Regions from separate parts of the Homo sapiens genome. Here region 2 is linked to region 1. Evidence: chromatin loops called from intact Hi-C (ENCODE). Cell type or tissue: PC-3. All regions are shown on one strand. Each heading gives the region's core, and the rest is flanking DNA. Links, peaks and the distances in the headings are about the cores only. Region 1 overlaps FOXP1 (forkhead box P1). Region 2 overlaps FOXP1 (forkhead box P1).

Evidence for each region. A loop is a pair of places that touch in the nucleus more often than their neighbours do. Peaks named below come from ENCODE experiments on the same cell type or tissue, not always from the same donor. Only the 100,000 strongest peaks of a DNase experiment are listed, where the experiment ranks them.
Region 2: it touches region 1 in a loop (7-fold over the local background); 3 of 110 quality-filtered maps call a loop at or near these places.

What each region holds. Positions count from the first base shown.
Region 1 is chr3:70,978,494-70,987,945 of GRCh38, forward strand. The region is part of intron 14 of FOXP1 (forkhead box P1); the gene reads right to left. Among named protein-coding and RNA genes, the nearest start is that of FOXP1-AS1, 310 kb to the right of the region's middle. RefSeq lists an enhancer at 6,745-7,786. In PC-3, for the core only: no CTCF peak of the experiment used is centred there; a DNase peak (open chromatin) is centred at 4,498; H3K4me3 peaks cover 1,566 bases; H3K27ac peaks cover 2,979 bases.
Region 2 is chr3:71,043,020-71,055,298 of GRCh38, forward strand. It overlaps FOXP1 (forkhead box P1), which reads right to left. Exons shown (of 21, transcript NM_001349338.3): 8 at 10,617-10,754; 9 at 9,518-9,607; 10 at 3,923-4,076. Among named protein-coding and RNA genes, the nearest start is that of FOXP1-AS1, 240 kb to the right of the region's middle. RefSeq lists enhancers at 6,987-8,681, 7,859-8,422. In PC-3, for the core only: no CTCF peak of the experiment used is centred there; DNase peaks (open chromatin) are centred at 6,022, 7,312 and 9,462; H3K4me3 peaks cover 1,202 bases; H3K27ac peaks cover 5,126 bases.

The sequences.
Region 1 (9,452 bases), core at 1,453-9,452:
TGCTAGCACAACCAAAGAGCTGTTTTTACTTGATTTTTATTAAAATTAAACTTTAATAAATGTAAATGGAAAGAGCCCCATGTGGCTAGTAGCTACCATACTAGACAGCCCAGGAAGAGCCTACTGAGCTCCCTCATGCAGCTTCGTGGATGACGAGAACTCCTGCAAATATGTGTGGCCTATTTATTACTCATATTAAACACAATGGGCCTGACCCCACCAGCTGTCATTTGTTTCTATCAATCAATCAATCAGTTGGCAGAAAATAATCCTTAACAGCATTATGAATAACCTTTATTAAATCTATCAAATACAGGCTTGGGATCTGTTAATTTTTTTTATTGTGACATTCTTTTACAGAATACGGGAGATCTGCAACTGAGGTTTTTGATTTTTTTCCTTCAAGTTTTGAATGTTCTATAAAATGGGAAATAATCTGCTTCAAGTTAGGAAATGAATATTACTTATTTGAAGTAGAAGAGAATAAAATAGGCCGGGCATGGTGGCTCACACCTGTAATCCCAGCACCTTGGGAGGCTGAGGTGGGAGGATCTCTTGAGGCCAGGAGTTTGAAACCAGGCTGGACAACATGGTGAAACTCTGTCTCCATTAACGCACACACATACACACACACACAAATTAGCCATGTGTGGTGGCACATGCCTGTAGTCCCAGCTACCTAGGAGGCTGAGGTGGGAAGATAGCTTGAGTCTGGGAGGCAGAGGTTGCAGTGAGCTGAGATCACCACTGCATTCCAGCCTGGGTGATAGAGTGAGACTCTACCTCAAAAAAAAAAAAAAAAAAAAAAAAAAAAAAAAAAAAAAAAAGAAAAAAATAAATTAATGAGCACTGTTTCAATTTATCTTTCTTATCTTCACCTTAAAGTACTGTTCTTACAAATACTAAAAGGCATAACCCTTCCCCAAAATTTGTTGCAACAGAAATATTATTTTACGTCTGGCAATGCTGAAGAATTTGGTTGTTTTCAGCGTATGTATTACTGTTTATGTGCTGTCTCAGATACACAGACCCACCCTAAAATCCAATAAACTTCAGCAAAGTAGGCTTACTTGGTAATATTTTCTCAAACCAGATTTCAAATCACTTACCATAGTAAGTCTATTTCACCAAGTCTAATTCACCATTGCTATAGTCAGTCTTAAGTACAAGGCAGTATTTGTGGAAGGTATTAAAAATGAGATTCCTCTGAGATCATAATCAAAGAACTTATTAAAAGAGAGTTCCAATATGTTGGGAAGACTCGACCTTTACTCACACTCTAGTTAAAAAAAAAAAAAAAGGGAGGGGGGCCTGAGAATCCTCTCTAATATGTTTCAGGAGAGTTTCATAAAAAAGCAATGAACCTGAAGAAAAGAAAGATCAAATATCATGAAGAAATACTAATGGAAAAATGTAAACATGGCGCTGGAAACAGAATGTTGTGAGCTTTGAGTTGTGCTTTCCTTTTTATTTTCAGCGTAGAATGTTGTCTCGGTGAGCAAGAGACAATGCCTGCGAAGAGCAAGCTCTGGAGATGGCACTGCCCTTACAAATGCCCCAGCAAGCTGAGCAGATGCCATGAGCGGGTTTTTCTCTATAATGTTGGAAACCTGGCTTTCTGACACACATTTGCAAACTAAGTGTGAACAGTTCAGAGTAGCAGCCGCAGGATGGGGCAGAGCTGAGAAGCCAAGGGGGGAAGAGTTGGGGCTGACCTCTTCTTCACCTCGGGCCTTAATCACTGACCAAGTCCAGGAACAGTATGTATAAGCATCAGCCCAAGCAAAGGGTCAAGGAAATTAGTGCATGAAAGGCTAATGCTCATAAATATACAGCTTTTATAATTCAGACGCTGCTAAGCCTAAGAATCTCAGAGCGCTTTGGAAAGTCATGGGTAACATTTGTAAAAATCATGTTTTAAAACCACCTGCCACTGTGTGGTCTCCTTCAATTCTCATACCACCACTAATATCTGAGATGTTATTACTCATACTTTACAGATAAGCAAACTGAGGCTTGGAGAGATTAAATAATTTGCCCATATTCCCAACCCAGACCCAAGGTCAAACCACACACTTGTATGATTCTAGATCCTTTGTATAATCATCTTATGCCTAGTTAATAGCAAAAATGAACACTAACCAGTTTCATTTTTCTGTATGCTCATTTTTGGAAAAGATTCCGTGCAGAGCATTTTATCCCTGCTTATGCATGACAATCAACACGTGTAACTGAGCAAATATAAGGCAGTTACTCCTACAATGACAAAAACAGGAAGAAAACAGCTAATTGCTGCCCTTGAAGCGCTTACCATCAAACACATACGTCAGTCAAAGGGCAAAGGTACACAGTAACCACAAAGCAGTTCTGAGGACTGACTATACTTCTCGGCTTCTCTTTTCAGTTTAAGAACTTTTCCCTAAACACTGTGGCTTTCTGAAAGATGCAATGAAAATTACAAACACAAATGTCCTTCATGCCTGCTCCCTTTCAGTTTTGGGAGGAAGATCACCAAGTTAACTGAGTTCCAGTTTCATTGTCAGAAATCAAAACTCATTCAGCAAGTGCAAGCCCATCTTTTTGGGTGTTCACAGCTACGAAGAATAGACAAATCCCACAGTAAAATGTCATCAAAATGCCGAAAGGATGTGAGCCTTGTAGCTATTACCAAGATCGCACCACTAGGACTCTTTCTACCAAAAAAAAAAAAAAAAAAAAAAAAAAAGCAACAGCGAAAAATAAAATCCCTCCAAGTTAGCACAATCCACAAAGGAAGAGATGAAGGTAGAATTTTCTGGAGGCTTTTGAACATTAGCAAGTGGGAATAAATACTGAGCCAGAAGAGAGCAGAGAGGGGGCTTACCAGGCTTGACAAATGACACCGTGATTCACACCCACTGCTGGGCTGTCTCTAATAAGCCACAGAGGAAGCAGCCAATCTCAGCTAATTACCAGATAAAAATGTATTGTAAGGACTCTAATTAGGAGACGCGGATGGAGGTGATCTAATGATTAAATGCTGCATTCGACTGACCCCACCATCAATGTGCAGTGGTGCAAGATGTCACTGGAATATTTTGTAGAAACAGTAATTTTATTTCGAGGAGGGGAGGCAGTAATATTTGTAATGATGGCTATGAGGTAAACTAATTAAAAGACAGTTCCTAGAGGAAGAGGGTGGCTGAGAGCAGCTGTGGCCATTCCAAAACCAAGTGCCAAGTCTCAATAGAGGAGCTGCAGTCAAGTGGAAAATTTCTGCCTGACCTCTGCCCTTGCTATTAATTTGCAGGAAAACTAATGACACATATACATATTCCCACAAAATTGTTCTAATTGCTAATTTGCCAAAGGAGCCCAGATTCCAAATTAAACATGACTAGCCCGTGAGGGAAGGAAGAAGAAAAAGCTGTACACTCCAAACACAGGGTGCTTTGCCACACAAAATCATTTGAAGGCTGAACCAACAAGTTAATGAAATGTCAACCTTGTCAACTGGTACAGAAGTTTCTTAACTTTTAAACTTCTGTTTGATGATCACATGCTTGTCTGGAGGAGAAACCATCTTCGAAAGGGAAGGTTGAGAGAGAAAGAATGGAGAAGAAAGACTCAAAGCAGGCTCTGTGTTCAAACCAAACCTGCTCTCTTAATTAAGGCCTCTTTGAAAAAAGAGTGCCCCCCCAAAAAAAATTAATTACAGACTTAGAACAGAAGAGCAAATGGGGAATGGTGTGTGTTTTTGCTGTAATCTTGAAATATTCATCTTAATTGTAAACTATTAAATCTTAATGTAATCATCAATTAGAAATGAAAGCATATGTGCTTTGTGTTTCTGATTGCAGTTCAGGTTTTAAAAGATAATTTTTTCTGGGGCATGGGGCAGGAAGGGAATGGACTGGGAGGGTTTCTTTTCCTGATGGAAAGCCTATTTTTCTTATTGTGTTCCTTTTCTATTTAAAAGAAGTTGCTATGTTTAGAAAAGTCAGTAACTCTGATATTTTCTACATGGCAAGTTTCCATCATGTGATGATTTCAGCAAAGATAATCTCTTTGAAACTCTGGCCAAAAGTTAAATTCTTATGTCATTTAAAATTGCTGTAGGGTTTTATTTTTTAAATTTATTTGTACTCTCAGGCATCAGCTTTTCTTTTAGCCATCGAAACTATTCAAACTTGGTTGGCTACCCACTATTCTGCTTAGTCCCTTTTTTTTTTTAATTAATTAATCTTTCTTTAGTTTTTAACAGTAATCTCCCCTCCTGTTTAAAGATGATGAGTCACTCACATTAAAAAAATAAACTGCTGATGTAAACCCCTGACAGAAACAGACTTGTAAGTATTCCCATAAGAACTCATTTTTATTTTTGTTTGTGCTCTTGCCTCACATGAAAACAGATTCTGAGAACAAAAGACAAACCTGAAACCCAAACACCAAGGGACACAACTGCGTAGTAGGGACTTTCGGGCTCACAGAACTTGTTTTTCTGCTCTTGTTTTACTGGCCTGAGCCAGCTCAAGTCCTGCTTTAACTGCATGGCAGTGTCATTTCTGGGCATGAATCACTGAGTTCAGAGACGGCCTTTCTGAGGCTGGAGGGACGTTACCAGGCCGTGCGGAGGGCAGGACAATGGGTGGCAGCCTTTGTTACAAGCCTTTCCTTTCCTTTCCTTTACCATCTCAGCCTGGCCCTGTTTTAGAGAAGCGAACTCGTGGAAGGTTATGACTTACTTAGAAGGTGGTGGTACTGGCAGGGATACTAAAAGCAAAAACAAAAAAATTCTAGTTGAAAGGTTGGTGGGGGTGGGGCACTTAATGAAAAACAGTATATAAAACAGCTTTTGTGTATTGTGCCTAAGAATCCCTTTTTATGACTGCTTAATATTATTTCTCCAACTCTAAAGCAAGGACCCAGGCAGCCCAAATGATCCTTGAAGAGTTAAAAGACCCTTTCTTTTCGGGGGGGCACTTTGTTTTTATAGGAGCTAAAAACTCTTTCAAAACAGTCCTAATGGCTATGGTTAGAGGAAAAGAAAATGTATAAAAATGAAAATCTAATACTATATTTCATTACAAATATCCAAGTTCCTGTAAGTGCTTTATAAGATTTTCGTCAAGAAGAATATACCACCTACACTGTAATTACGTGCCCACCAAATCTAAAAGAATGTGGTTTCTCCAGGAGCAGAAGTTGTTCTCTGATGTGCAGGAATACCCTAAAGCAAAGCGTTCTTCTCATGTACTCAGTATTATAAAATACGATTTACAGTGTTTTCCTGACATAATGACAGAGTGTGAAAAGTCTTTTTAAGAAATCCGTAGTAATTTAATAAAGTCATCATATCACAGACATGTTTCTTTTTGTTTTTGTTTTGTCCTCTTAGTTTTTCACTCCCTCCCCCAAATGAAGTATCTTGGCAAATTCTCCACAGAGTAAGCACGGAGAAATTAACCTCCAAGCAAGACATTTGGGTGTTTACTTTGAGAATGTTTACTGAGTCTGGAACAAAAGAATATCAATCATTTTCATTAGGGCAGTTTACTATTGTTTGTTTTTGCTTTTCTTTCCATAGAAAAGAATAGAATCTTTTAAAATAACAAGAAATGTGGCCATTCTAAATGTAAGAACTGCTTTTCGGCTCTATGTACCTGAGAGCTAGAGCTTAGGGCTGCTCTGGTCAACTTACACATACTACATACGTCCACGCAGGGTCCAGTCTTTATAAAATTAAAAGTTTGAAAAGCTTGTCTTAACTGATGTTGGCTATTCCTTTTCTTCCTCTACACTGATACTCACCAATCAGAGGGACCGATCTGGGCACCCACTCTTAACCTAAGGAAAGGTTCACAAGGCTGACCTCTTACCATTTCTTCCTGCTCATCTTGTAGGTTTCAGCTTAGACATCATTTCTCCCAGCAATCTCCCCTGACTTTACCATTCTGGGTCAGCTGTTCTACTTACAGGTAGTGCAATTCACGGAAAGTGAGACTGTGTGAGTATGTATGTAGTTTATCTGTTATTTCTTTTACCAGACTCTGAACACCTCCATGGCAGGGATGGGCCTTGCTCATGTGACTGACTACTTGTCACGTATGTCACATGCTCAAGAAATATTTGTTGATGGAATAGTTTGATTTTAAATGCAGAAATTCCCTTTCCATAACCAACCTGCACCTTGAGTCTTTGGTTTTGTTCTGAAAGGAAGATTTTACTTAGGTTTAAAGAGATGTGATAGCAAGCAGGAAGAAAGGCCGTCGAAGGAGTCTGAGGGATGGGAAGCCCGTGAGCTCCTGCCCCAGTTCACCCATAAGCTTTCTTCCTCAGATCCATGTCCAAAAACTTGGGCACCTTCCCGAGATGAGCGTATCCTCTAACTATCCAAATCTGATGAGTCCCACAATAAGATCCAGAAAATGCGTCTATGAGCTGATGTAAAAACAATCTAAGAACGTTTTAGCAGTTTCTTTGATGCAATGAAATGAGGACTGGTTGGATGATTGGATACAGCAAATGACACTTAACACCCAAATGGCATTTAGTGAAAAGCAACATTTACAGCAAAGCATTCTATCACTTAGTGACTAAGAATTTTAAAATAAACACGAGGTTTCTTCTACACAGAAATGGAAAAAAGAAAAAGCTTCATGAACTTACTGGCAAGGTTGTAACATGAAAGTCCCCATCTATGGTTAGATTTGAATCCTGGTGACTGCCTGTTTCAAATTAAAGATTCTAGAAGGATACTCATTCAAACAAACGCCATGCATTCTATTATTTAGGGCGGAATAAATTAATTACAGACTGCAGGGAATATTTTGCACATGAGAATCAGTCACCAGATAGCTCTGGGCCCTTAAAGTTGAAAGCATCAAGGGTTTGCTGTATGTGTGTGCCCTTTTTTTTTTCTTTTTGGCAAAGAAGTGAAAATTTATGCAAAACATTACACGTCTACCTTTTATAATTAATTTCCCAATGCCTCACCTATACATATTTTAATAATTCCTGATTTATAAGATGGTATCTTTAATAAAATTTTCTATTTTCCAATAAATGAAAAGAAGGCAGGTTCACTCCGACAACAGAGTGTCACACAATATCTGCTTGTCAGGCACCAATTTTTACTTCTTACATGTAAGTTAAAGGATAAGGAATTTATAATGCTGCCTGTGAAGGGAACCACTTTTCATACACAAATGTGATCTTTTTTTTTTTCAAAGGGTAATACAACAGTACATTTACATAAACTAATCCAAACAATCTATGTATTTGACAATGGCAAACCTCACACAGACGGCCTATTGTTGGTTTACATCTTGGAGTTCTTTATATTGGCTTGTAGCGCTGCTCTAGCTGTCAAAGGTTTGACTTGGACTCTAAATAAATGGTTATAGAAGTGCTGTGCAGCGATATTGGACTTCTTTGCAAAAGAAAACCTGCTGTGTATGAATTCAAAAGCTATTAATTTTTCAGTCAAAAATATTCGTGCCGATTTCTTCTAATAAAGAAATACTGTGCTGAGCTACTAAGAGATAATGTTGACTAGTGGTAGAGAATTTTCAATAGAGCAGTTAAAAATAAATTTAGTAGGAGGTCCCCTTCAAAGTTACAATTTTCTAGAAAGTAAAACATTTTTTTTTAATACTAATCAAGACAAACCTTCCATCCCTGTTCACTTCCCCCCATGCTTTTCCCTGTTTACCAGCTGCTTAACACTGGTCCACGTGAAGAATCCCAATGGTCCTTTTGTGGCCCACAGGGGCTTACACACATGGTGCTCTCTGCCAACACCCAGCCCGGTCACTCGCCAAGCGCCCTACGGGGTTTTGTAGTTCCTTATCTTTAATTGTATCCTTCCTCTTCCCAAGAAGCCCCAAGATCCAGGCCTACAGTGCTGGGTCCAACCATTATCCTATCACTGTTTTTAATCCGTGGAGGAAGACAGAGATAATCTCATTCTCTCGCTTGCTGCTAGGTGCAAAGATTTGAACCCTTCAATCTGGGAAAACCATTTCACTAAAGCCATCTGAAGACTTTCAAAAAGTTCCAAGGCAGTGAATGCCCTGTGCAATTGGCTATGCTTCTTCGAGATGACTTCAGCCAAGTTGTCTCAGAGGCTCACCATTTTGCTTAGCTGGGTTCTAGAAGGAGGGGTTGCTAGAAATAGCACAGCTGACTACTGATGCCACAACAGTGAATGACCTGGTTCTTTTTTTTCCTTTCTTTTTGGTAGCCTACACATCTAGTCCTATAGCCATTTACTGTAAAATAATACACGGAAACTAAGGACTCCTTCCTGGTAAAAATGGATGCACGAAGTGTTTAATAATTTTATGTCCTTTATCTCAGTAATGTGTTCTGTTTCAGACATTAATTTTGCCTGCCAACTGCATCTTGGCAGGCTACCATATTTGCTGGGTTAATAGTCTGACTCCGTTTTATTTCTATCACCATAAATCATACATATATGGGTGTATGTTTGCTTTATTTATAGAAAAAAATCAGTCAAAACAGATAAACCAATACTTTGCCATTACGCTGCATCATTGCATATTGATTAAAATCGCTGGTACTAACTATAGATTGTCAACGCTCAATTAATTTTCACACAGTGACTCCAAGCAAAATCAAATAAAGGCAGTGTACCTTTAAATTTTACAAATCTTAAAATCAAGAAGCAAAGCACTGTCTCCATTTTGAATAATCAGTTAAAGCTACTAGGAGAATTTTAGAAACGTAAGAGGAATATGACCGTTAAAGAGATCGATTTATTACAAGGAAGGAGGTCCAAGACAAACTTTTAGGTTCAGACACGATCCTTCTGCTTCGGTATTAACAGCCTGTGCTGGGATGACACCCTTCAAGGTCCAGTAAAAGGGAATAAGGCAAGAAAGAGGAGATTCTTACAAATTAAATGTAATTTCAGTATACTGTGTTTGGTCTCCTAACTGTGAAGGAATAATTTTCATTTCAAACTCCTTAGTAACCATTAGAGCCTCTCCATAATTTAGCCTCTGACTATTCCAACACTAGGTTTCCTATGTCTTTCCTCTGTTAAGAGTTAGACTGGACTACTACTCCCTGCTCTTTTTCCTACACACCACTGTCTCTCAGCTTACCCGAGCTGAAATGCCTCTTTGCTTTGCTGTCATGGTTTAGCTGTCTTCTCTGCGTTCCTACCATTCAGAAAGATTTTCTTTTTCCAGGGAGCTCTCATAATGTATTTCAGTACCTTGCTTGGGCACCAATCATTCTGCCTTTAAAGAAGAGCTGGGTGCTTGAGTCTTATGGGCAAGGACCATATCTGAATCATCCTGTATCTCCCCAAATGCCTAGCATATGACCTTCATCATAAAGGATAACCAGAAACAGTCGCATGAATCTAAGGCCCTCAAAACTCAAAGCTCCACCAAAGTAGGCTGGTCCTCCTTCCTCCATTTGGGGTGGGGAAGTAGAAAAGG
Region 2 (12,279 bases), core at 1,999-9,998, 65 kb after region 1:
ATATCAAAGAGGAGTAAATTATTGCACAGCAGACCAATAACCTTCCCCGCCTTTCTGAGAGGAGCGTTAACAAAAACAGTTGGTCCCTCCTAACGGTTCTCCACGAAAATGTTCAAATGCTCAAGCATTTGCAATTAATATATATTATAAAGGAGGCTTCAAATGATACATTAAGTGGTCAGATATTCTTAGGAGGCATCCTCGACAGACAAGTCGGTTTTCTTCTCCCTTCATAAAAATCAAATGCCAATTATATTTTGATGGATTTTGTCCCAAATGAGCATTTAGTTATTAGGCATAGTCAATTATTACTTGTCCCCTGAAATTAAGCCTCAGAGGCAAATTAAACAAAGGGGAAAGGTCACTCCACAACCCCATGTCCGGTTTTGCTGCATCTGAACTATTATTTTCCAACACCTTTCGAAGTGACAGGTGGGATGCGTTTGTAGCTAGCAGGCCCGCTACTGTTGTCTGCACACCAACAATTACCTGTGAACATGGGTGACCCTCAGACCACTGTTTACTCAATGGAAACAATAGTTAATAGGCTTGTCTGTTGATGATGGCATACTGATATAAAACCACACAAGTCAACATCTATTTTTATTTTCTAGAGAGTAAACACATGAAAAGAACAAGCCACCTATTTCTCAACTCAAACTAAATGATTTCTGGGTCAGCTGCATGGGAGGTGGGAAGACTAGGACAGGGTCCTAACAACTGTGTTAACTCCCGCTTTCTCTCGAAGAAAAGCAGAACTTTGATGCTGTTTTAAAAGTAAGCTGTTTATCCAGCAAATAAAGACAAAGACAAATGTATTTACCACTTGTTATACCTACAGGGTGCATTAATGTTACTCTACTCTCCCATCTATTCCAATGGGCTGGCAATCAGTTCCATTATCCATAGAGAAAAATGGTAAATAAAAATAGTAACTCATTAAGTGACAACAGCGATACTTCTGGGTCAAACTGCAATGTGATAATTACTTTTAAGAACATTCTCATCACACTTAACACAGAAGCAGTCAAATCGCTTTCCTCCATCAATGCCATATATCGTTAGTGATGTTAAACTGTTAGTTCAATGAGCGCTACCTACCAAAGGGTGTTGTTATTTGACAGCTAAGATCTCATGTTAGACAGATAAAAGGTAACCCAGTCACTCATCAGACTAAATGGATAACAAATTTCCAGAAAGTATGTATTTCTTCCAAAATGGTAGACTAAGAATAATAGTACGAAGTTAAACAAATCCATTAGCAGGTACATAGCCAAGCATGTAATTTTCTGCTACCTAGAGTTTACATTTTAAAAATTAAAAGGTCAGAATAAGACTGAAAGAATATTTCTATATGAAATTACTGGTGCTAGGGAGGATGAGATGATTAAAGAGACCAGGGTGAAAAGCAGATAGGCTAATTATGTAAAACAGAAAGAAGACCCTACAATAACCTTAAAAACAACACAAAATATCCCTCCATTTCCTATTATAAAACCTTCAGGGAAAAAAAGGCCTTCAAAATATTAATTCTCTATCTATTCCTATACTTGACATTTACATGTTTAAGGTTAACTCGGCAAGGCCATGAACAGGTATGTAAAATAATCTTGATGATTTCATTATGAAGTGGGCATTACCAGTATTTTTAACAGATAACCCCCAAGTCTTGCAACATTTCTTTTTCCAGGACAACTGGCCCCTTCATTATAAAAGAAAATGCAGGCACAGGTTTAAAAAATGTATGTTGTGGGGACAGATGACAGATTACTGTTCATGGAACTCAATTTTACAACCCCAGGTATCACTGGCTCAAAGACAAACAGAGTTGATCAACCTTTTTTTGTCCTTGTACATCCATACCCAGGTGACCATGTTCAAGCAAGCAGAAAGTTGATTTAAACCTCATAATGACATCAGTTTTAAGCCATCATCTCTCTGATAAAAAAAAATTGTGTTCTAGTCCAACATGACTGAATTCTCTAGCCACTTGAGGTGAGGGAGTGGGGGGACAAAACCAACCTCCTGATTCAGAGAGATGGAAATAACACTGGTAGTTCACTTTACTGCAAGAACCTGACACCAGAAATATTTATATTTACATTTATGCCATCTTGGGCACACACAGAGGCACCCCTTAGATTTCAAATATGCTTCTTCCTAATGCTGCAGGGGCTAATAGTTATAGCAGACTGCTAAGCCTATCAATCAATGCCATGACTAGTGAATTACCTACCAGTGTCTCTGATATGTTACTGCAGAGATTACACTTCATGCATCACCACATTCATTTCTTTCACATTACACATGAGCTTGTCTTGTCACTGCCCAATTGCCCTCTTTTGGACAGCTTAACTGATGTACTATAACAATGAACCTTAGTGAGCAAACTTGATGAGAGAGGTTGGAGCTCAAGTCCGGTAGGTGTGTCAGAACAGCCTGCCATATTTCCAACAATAAACCCAAAGGTGTAATTAACACACGCTATGACATTCTGCAAGCACAAAAATGCATTAACTGATGTACATATATATATTCTTTCTTTTCTCCTTGTATTGCTCAGTTACGACATCTTCTATTTTGACAATGGAGATGCTGAGTATGTATCAAGCAGCTGAGCAGTCATGGCAGAAAGGAGTGGAGGGGCAAGAGAGAAGTTAAGAGGAAAAAGCCCTGGTCTCGATACTAAAAACAAAATCAGCCTCATAAGGGACAGAAGTTGGGTGTGGTGGACTCAAGGGAAAAGATTCAAATGCAGACATGCTTCCCTGACTTCACTTGACACCAAAAGTTACCAAACAAATGGCCATGCTTTAAGCAACACGAAGGAGTTTCCACATTTTTAACCTTCTTTAGAAGGCAACTGAATCCAAGACAGCAGTGGCTTTAGCTATCAGCCTTTAAGGTACATATAAACCAACATCCAAATCTACTAGAGTTCAAAGAACTGCTGCCCTTGAGGAGGCAACTCAAATCTGCCCTACCATGCATAGATGGAGGAATTGTGTTTCAAAACACAGGCATGGCACTTTCTACTTTCTCTTTCCTTCCTGCCTGCCTGTCCGCCCTCCCTCCCTCTTGACATCCCTTCCTCCTTCCCTCCCACCTTCCTTTCTAGTTCTGAATAATCCATCTGCTTTCACATTACATATGTGAAAGTCAGAGTTGCTTAAACCAAGAGGATGTCCTAAAAACACCTAGAGTTCCCATTTGTTTCTGATGTCCATCACCCTTGGGATAAAATGTCAGTGGGCTTTGTAAAAGAAATTTACTAAATGTATAAAATCTTACTTTTCATGTGATCTCAGTTGTTGAGGAACTGGAGATGGAAGTGGTACCTGTTCTGATGAGTGTAGAACTAATTTGCTCAAAAATCAACAGATGAATGCAAAAAGAAAAAAAAAGGAAACTAAACAAAGTTTTCCTTTTTATAAGAGAAAGTGGTTGATTTCTATCGTTTACAGAAAAATAAACCTGAATTTATCCCTAGATATTAAAACATGGCATTTATAAAGCATTACTAAGATTTAAAATAGCACATGTTACATGGTATAAAATGTCTTAAATGAATAATAAAAGCCCTCAGGAAAATTCCTTTGTGGTTCCAAACAGAAACACTGCAAGAGTCCATTAAAATGCTCAGTAAGTGAAAAGTAGCGCCTCATTCTCTTACTCCAAGAGTGTCCAACAGTGGGATTGCTCTGTTACAGCTAAGCCTTCAGACCACCCTGAGACTTCATTTTGGCATCAACAAGCATTTCACCTTCTACATGGGTCCATCATTATCCCACTCCACTTTTCTTAAAAGAATCTATGTGCATGTTTTGATGGACAATGTCCTTAACAAATATACCAAGAGACAACCCACCACCTCCACCCAAAGTCTTCACAGAGCTATGCCTTCTGTAAAATCAACGCATACCTTGAGCAAGAGGTTGAAGGGGAAGGGCAGGCTGCCCGGGCTGAATTGTCAGAAGGCCTTGGCGCTGCAAAGACAGGAGGTGCTGCTGCTGTAACTGCTGCATCTGTAAAAGCTGCTGCTGAAAAGCCAACTGCTGGGTAGCCACCTGCTGTTGCTGTAAGAAATCAGGAAGAAAAAATGAGATGGCCACTTCCCAAGGAAGGTTAAAAGTATGGACACTTCAAAACTCACCATCATCATCAAATGCTGAGAATGGTCACTGGAGCTCAGTGGAGGGCTCCGTGTCAAGGTTTAAAAGGGACAAAGCATACCTCCTCTGAGGAGGGGTGGGGAGATGAGCGTGTTATCTTTCTACTGCCCGCTCCCATAAACACATAATTCGTCCATCAAGCCAGCTTTCCCCCCAGTTTGAAAGGTCTGAGTTTTGTCATCAAGATGTAAACTTTTAGACTTTGAAATTTTTAATTATGCACACTAGAGAGAAGACTGCATCACTCTAGTCTGAAGGGGTCTGAACCCCGAACCTTTGAGGTGTAAAAGAACAAGTTGCCTCCCTCCCTGCCTGCACCGGCAGAAGCTTTTAACTACTCTGTTTATCACTTCTGACATAAATAAATGAGAAAAAATCAGACCTTTGAAGAAGAAAAACTTCATCTAATATTGTTAATTAGCCATGACAAACGATGAAATAACATTGTAAATCTTTCACAGAAACAGCCACTAGATTTTAATTACACACATTCATAATTTAGCAAACAACATCGTACTCGACTGTGAGTTTAACATGAACGACAGTCTAAGCTTCAGATGCCTTAACATGGCTTTAGTCTCAGAAACTCCCAGGTCTGGTGGCTTGTCCTGCTTCCCCCATCTGCTTTGTTCTTGAAAAGAAGGGGCTTTACGATATGATAAATATCTTTTTGTTGATTGGACAATGACAGGAGGAAAACTTTTGTTGTGTAAAACATCAATACATCATTCCTGTGTTTAGCAGGCCTTGCTTCAGCCAAAAAAATTAATGTAGATTTCCTCAGTAATTATCTGAGTGATAGAAAGATAATACAGTGCAGTAGTACAATAAATAGAAGGAAATTATCTAATATCCTTAATCTGCTAGCAATCGTATCGAGGTGGAGGTCTTAGCCACATTATGGCTAACAATTATAAAAGGAAAACTAACCCTTCCCAAACTGTAGCAAAAAAAAAAGAAAAGTTTCTTCAAGAAAAGAACAAGATCAGTGTTCCTAATTCTGAGTATGATTCAAAAGATCAGAGAGACTTTTACAACTAAAAGGACTATCCAAGCCCTTTCAGAGCTTACATGTTCTGGCTAATAACTATACTTTACAAACAACTGCATTCACTTAACCTAACACATGACCTTGATCTGATACATCCATAAAATGGTATGTATATCAAGACCTTCTGATGCAAAGTTCAAAGAAAGAGAAAAATGGTGGTTTCCTTTCGGTCTTCATGTAGTTTATTTTACAGTAAAAACCATCATTCTCATATTAGCAACCAATTTCAGACTTACTACCATGCCACTGAGAAAGTTAATTGAGTTTCACTCCAAAAAACAAATTCTATACCACTAACAACAAAAATTTAAATAAATTTAAATGAAAAGCCAGTGTTTTCATTTTAAGAACAGCATGCATAAAATGATCCAATTGTTTTCACCCCTTCCCAAGTTATCACATTAATGTAAAACCCAGTGATAGTTATATTCATGTCAAAACGATTTTTTCACTTCTTCAACAGATATTAACTCACAACATTACAAAAAAAAGGGAAGAGAAAAAAACAACATTGACACAATAAAAGATCAGGGAATTAGCTTTTCTGAAAGCAGACTATAATGGGGGGGGTACAGCTGGAGGTGGGGGAGGGTGTTTCCTGCCTTACTGTAAATGAAATGTTTAAAAATTTTGTATTTATGTAAAATGACTGATGCCTTTTCTGTTGTCTCTGTGGCCATCCCTAGGAAAAAGCTCATGAAAGCTGTCTACGTTTGAAAAGCCAGGATATAAAAGTATACAAGGCCCATTGTCCAAAGAAAGAATTTAAAAGCAACACCGGTTGCCAAACTGCGCTCCCCACCCAGTTACCAAACACAGGATACGGGTCCATTTGTTTACTTCTCACAATTGAATGCATACAAAAAAGGTCTCCGTGCAGTCCCCTCGGCAGGTCAGTAGTCAGTGTTAAAATGCTAAAATGCCCTGATAAACCTCGAGTTTCGGATCCCCTCCCTAGAGCTGCAGTCAAAGGTCTGTTTTCCTTTCTTCGGCTACTCCCTACTGCCTAACATAAACTGTCATAACTGCCCGGGACAAACGGCCCTTTTAAAACAATCAACTTAGCCTACCTCACCCGCACAGGATGGAATCTTTTTTTGTAGCTCGATTTAAAATGAATTCTGCTGTCTATTTTCCTCACCACTTCTGTCCAATATTCATGAGCAGTCACTTCAATAGCTGTATTGGGCCTACATCCTCTCTTCCTCCCCTACCTAAGAGCACGTATCTTCTTAAGGAAGGTCCTGTCTTGGTCCAACCCAATATGGAGCCAAACTTTCCCAAGGAAACATCTCAAGGCAACTTTAGGAGGGAAGGAAAAAAAAAAGAGCAAAGGTACATCGTTCTGGCCAAAGATCAGGTGTCTTATTGCAGAGGTAATCAAAACAGGAAAAAAAGGGGGTGGGGGGAGCCTGACAATATAAAATTATGAGCCGCTAATGACTGGGGACTCAGTAAATTAACATACTTGTTCCATCTGTCAACAACCAAGTTCAAACCTTGTTAAAATCATAACCACCAGTCCACATCATGAAAATGCTACCGTGTGACTCCATCTCATTTTAGCACAAAAGGACCACCACCTGCATGATAATTCCAGGAGACTGGTCCCTACCTCAGGAAACTACAGATCTCCTAAGCATTGTTACCCTGGGTCTCAGACAAATCCACTGGCACCATGAATCCAAGGAGACCCATCCACTGGTCTGCCTACCTCAAAGGATATTCAAAGCAACCTATCTCCTGGGTCACCTTTGCCTGGGAAGTGGATGACAAAGCATGGACCACAGCAAACCTAGCGACCTGGAGATGCAAGAATGTTCCTACAATGTCTTGCTTTCTCCTTGTTTAGACACAAAGTGTTCTCCTTCTCCCCTACACTCCCCACCCCCTGCCACTCCCTTCCCAAACTCAGGGACCACTATCATCTTTGTGCTCTGAGATGCTTTCCTTTCTGACAACAGCAATTTGGGAGAGGTAACTTTTATCCTTCTTTCTGCTGTGTAACTTTCCCCTTCCCATTTCTTTATGTGCCCTCTGAGCTCATCTGAACTTTCATGTTCTCCCAGCATGCAGACGTGCATTCCAAACTATGTCTCACAGACCAAATAAGAGGTTAATAAGAAGTGGCAACAGAAAGGAAAAACGCAATCCCTGGTAACTGATAAGAATGACAGTGGCAGCCCTTTTTTGTTTGTCTTCAAATATAGAGTTAAAGATCTTTAAAAAACTAAATTTTGATGCCTTTGAAAAGAAAGAAGCACAAAATAACAACAGGGGGTTATTGCCTGCAAGCCACAGGGGAGAAACTCCATAATTCTTATTCTCCCTTTTGAAGGCTGTTAGCAATCTGATTCAAAAAAGCAACAGCAGAAGGGGAAACCTCTTGAGGCTGTAACCATTTCCTGTGATCATGCATAATGTGCTTCAAAAGTGGGTTTTTACCAATTCTGTTGATCAATTGCACCTCCTTCATACCCCTTCTTTTTTCTGCTGTGTTTACATCTGATGTGACTCAATGACAAGCACTGTCTGAGACTGTGAAACAGGCCTGTCATGTTGATTTATGGGCGCATCAAACCACAACTTGTCCAAACTGAAGCTCGCAGTTCATTAATTAGAGAGTTGTGACTTTGAAGTCAGCTTTCAGACTGTGGTTTTTAACATTTGGCTTAATTTATATGCTCTTGAATGTGGATCTCTAAGGAAAAAACTGAAATTCCCTTCTTGTCTTTGAACTTCTTTTGACCGCACAATAATCATTTCTTTGTCCAGAGTGATGCCTGCAATCCCAGAGTCATTAACGCGCATTGAACTGCCACTGATGAGTAAGCCCTGCTGAATTAGAAAAACAGCCAGCAAAACAAAGCTGAGAGCCTTCTGCACAGTGATATCTCACAATTACATGCCTTCCCTCCCTGTGCCATTTCCATTTTAATTACTGTTAGTCCTTTAGATTTACATTTTAGACACTTTTTAATCTGTTCCCTTTTTTATTATAGCAGCACCCGGTAGAGCGCCACTGTACTTAAGGTTGTGTCAGCATTTTCATTAAAACACCTCCTCCCCTTCACCCCAAAACTGCCCCTACTCTGCAGGGGTTTACATCCGGCTGCTCAACAGGACTCCAGGGTGAAAACTTGGCAGGACATGGAAAACGTCCCCAATTTGTGTCAAGGGAGGAGGCAGCAAAGGGAGAATGTCTGGGTCACTCCCAGGGTGTAAAATTAGCACAGCCCAGCATCCTCACTTAGGTGAGGGACAGGGACGTCGAGTCACCTGGTAAGACTCCCTGCAAAAGAACAAAAGTGGCCACCTGCTTAGGGCTGGTGAAGAAGCTGTTAAAGTGGATGAGGTGCTGTATATAGAATTATAAATTGTGTCATCCCAAGGAGAACACTTAAACAAAAAGAATTTTCAGTCCACTGTAAAAATATGAGGAGGCAAGTTAAATTGGATAACTCTGGAATGGGTAGAAAGATGTCATAATAACGCACACATGCACACGGATACTCCCACAACTGAGTCTCACCCACGCAGAACTGAATAGAAGGTGAACTGGTAACTCCCTGGAAAGAAAGGCCTTATCATTTATGGGACGAATGCTGTCAACCTTCATGGTGTGGCATAATGTGATAAGTTATGGACACTACCAAGCGTGGTGCATATAGAAGCTATTATGATATACTTTTCTCCACCCTGCCCAAGAAAACACAACCCAAGCTGGAGTCTTCTCTAACTTCAACTCATGCTCTCTGGCACATGCCTTTAGCAATTACATTATGTACAACTTGCAGGAAGAAGTTAAACAAAAGATGTGGATGTTTAATCTTGTTCTAACATTTTTGTTTGTTTATCCAACCTCACAAGGGGTTATTCTTCCAATGGAAAAGGCCATCACCACACACCCAAGCTCTGTGAGCTGGGGAAAAAAAAAAAAAATTAAGTGTGCATCCAAGTAAAATTTTCCTGAAAGCACTTCACTTCTCCCAGCTCCATCCTGGCCCTCAGTTGTTACCAGGTTGCAAAAAGTAACCTGAAGACTCTGTCAACGATGCCTCTCCTGCTCCTCACACAGGTACACGTGCAGTGGTGTTATAAAATATGTGGCAGCAAGCAAATGGAACCCAGAAAAATCTGAGTGAAAACAGGACAATAATTCTCAGTCTGAAAGCTGAGAACCGATAGAGTCAGCTCAGTTGTGCAATCATTTAAAAGATGAATGACAGTTTAATAGCCACTAGATAGTCCTCTGGGATCTGTGGTTTGAAAGTAAAATATGTATTGTCGGTACCTCTTTAGGCTGTTTTCCAGCATGTTGTTGTTGTAAAAGTTGAAGCTGCAACTGTTCCTGTTGTTTTTTATAAAACTCTTGAAGCTGCTGCTACAAAGGAAAGAGAGGACGGTAAGTAACAGAGGGTAGCGCCAATCCACTGTCCCTTTTGGTGCCATACACAAACTGTGATTTGAAAAATAGCATCCTTTTATCTGTAATGGCCTGACCTTTAGTTTGAAACTCGACAATAAATTCAGCGCACACTGACTATTCTTGGCATTATTGTTTGAAAAGTAATCTCCAAAATGAACTGATGAAAAACATACCATTTTCTACACAAACTAATTAAAATAAGGCAAAGAATGACCTTTGATTGTACAACAAAGCTGAAATGCCCTTGCTGAGAGAGTCTGGTGAATCTCTTCTGCATGCTTTCTAAATGACAGGGCTGGGCACTATGCAGTGTTATTCAGTGTGTGCATGGACAGCCTGGGAGCTTCCGCTGCATCCTGTCCCCACCACCCCAGGCCAGTGACTCCCAACGCTGTAGTTCCGAATCTCATCTATTTGGTTCAGGTGGCTGTGAAGTCTGAATATTAGGTCCCCATAGTGCAATGACAACCAGAAGTTCATTTCAGCAACATCGTATGTGGAAGAAGTAAAATCAACTCTGGACCTTAAAATTAGCAAATTCTAGAATGCTTCTTTATGTTTAAAGAAAAAAAATCTGTAAGCTTCTGAGTCGAAATGGGGACATCAAGAGCTGTCATATTTAAACCACTCCCAACGTGCTCCTCATTTTGCTTTGATTCACACCATTTAGGAGCCATGTAAACCTAAAAGATCTTACTGCTACCAAGTCCAATTACAGCCCTGATCTCAGTCCATCGGGTACTCTCCAGGCCCAAACACTAGTCACCATGGCAGGGCTCCTCTCTTTTGGGCATGCAAAAGCACATCGATTATTCAGGGAGTGGTCTGTGTCCTGCCCCACCCACGCTGCTTTACTCTTCACTGAGCAAAGGAGCTGCTCTGGTGGAGGGGAGATTGCGAATGGAGTGATGGGGGCCCCTGGGTTCTGGGGGAGACAGGCTGGAGGTGGAGGAAGGACAATTACCTGTTGAAGCATGAGGGCCTGCTGCTGCTGGAGGAGAACCTGGAGCTGCTGAGGGCTCAGCACTTGTTGCTGGAGGATCTGCTGCATTTGCTGGGGAGTGATAACTTGAGGTGTCATCATAGCCACTGACACGGGAACCTAGAATGTTAATGAAGGATAAATAGGAAGCCAGGAAATCAGAAGCACGCAGCCTCCCAGGTTCAGCAGCTGACTGCCATCAGCCTGCTTAAAGAGTTGACCAATTTCCCATGCAACATGTATTTATCCAGAGGGGATGCAGCAACAGATCCTATTTAATCTATCATGGAGTTTATTTTAAAGAAAGAAAAGTAAAATCTTGCAGTACTGATGGGGGTTCCAGGCAGCCTTGCAAGCACACAAAAAGGACAAACTTAATAAATGCTAACTGGAGTTAAGATACGACAGTTCTCAATTGCTTATTGAGAGTGAGTTTTTGGTCAAAACCATCTGTGGGAAGTTAACCCAGACTTGAATTTTGTTTGAGAGAAGACAAATGGTAACCAGCACCTTTGCAGGTGGAGCCCATATGAGCACACTTGCTCTGTGGACAGTGATTTTAAGAACAACCAATCAATGCTTATACTTGCTGGGAAGGGAACCTTGGACACACCTTCCGAACTTAAACACAGACCCTTCGCATGATGCCTTTTACTCTTCCTTATTCACCCAGCACACAGATGTCTCAATTCTTTCATATTATGTGCAATACCATTAAAACCCGCTTTCCATGACATTTCAGTGACAAACAGCTACAGTGATGAACTTGATAGCATTTCATATTTGCAACTGTTAACACGTTTCTGCACGGGCATCTTTGCAAGGAACCTGCACACTGTATCTGAAAGGATGATGTCTTGTTCAGATAAAACACTGACATTAAAATGACAGGCTGTCTTGGCCAAGGTTACACAAATTGTATTCAAGCGGATACCTAATGACAATGCTATGAATTCTGCAAGCTTTCTAGAATGTAATTTAGCTATTCAAAATAATCACTGCACTTGTGTTTAATTTGCAGACTACATGAGACCCATTTTGTCAGTCCCCGTAATGCAAGAAGACTATTTCATGAAAAATCACCCCCCGCCCCAAATAAAAAGATAAGGAAAGAAAAAACAATGAAAGAAAAGACAAAACCTGTATGTCTTCTAACCGTAATATTTAAGCATCTTACTTTTCTTTGGTTTCTAATCAAACATGTGACAGCAAGAAGCTAGAAGCAGTAAAGGATATACTTTGTTAAAAAGGATATGCTGTCATCTCATGTATTACAATAAAAGGTAATAACATGTTTTGCACTTTGCCTGTGTGCTACTTAAAAAAAAAAATCCGGCAGACAATAGCTGATCAGAAGATAAAAGAATTAAAAAATCTTTCAGGGGAGCAGTAAGCAAAAGGCAGAAATGCAGTATTAATTTTATGTAACATAATGTCTTAATATGCAGTTTATCCTGACTTTTTCACATGATTTGTCCTGTCATTTGCATAGCGAGCTCTCATTCCTAATTTCACAGTCATTATGCACTGATGTCCCGATTTCTCAGCATCACTAATTTTGATGAACTAAAAATGGTTCCTGAAGGTCAGATTCATGCACAGCGAATGTTCTCCACTGTTGTTGTGGGCTTGTTTCATGTGTGGG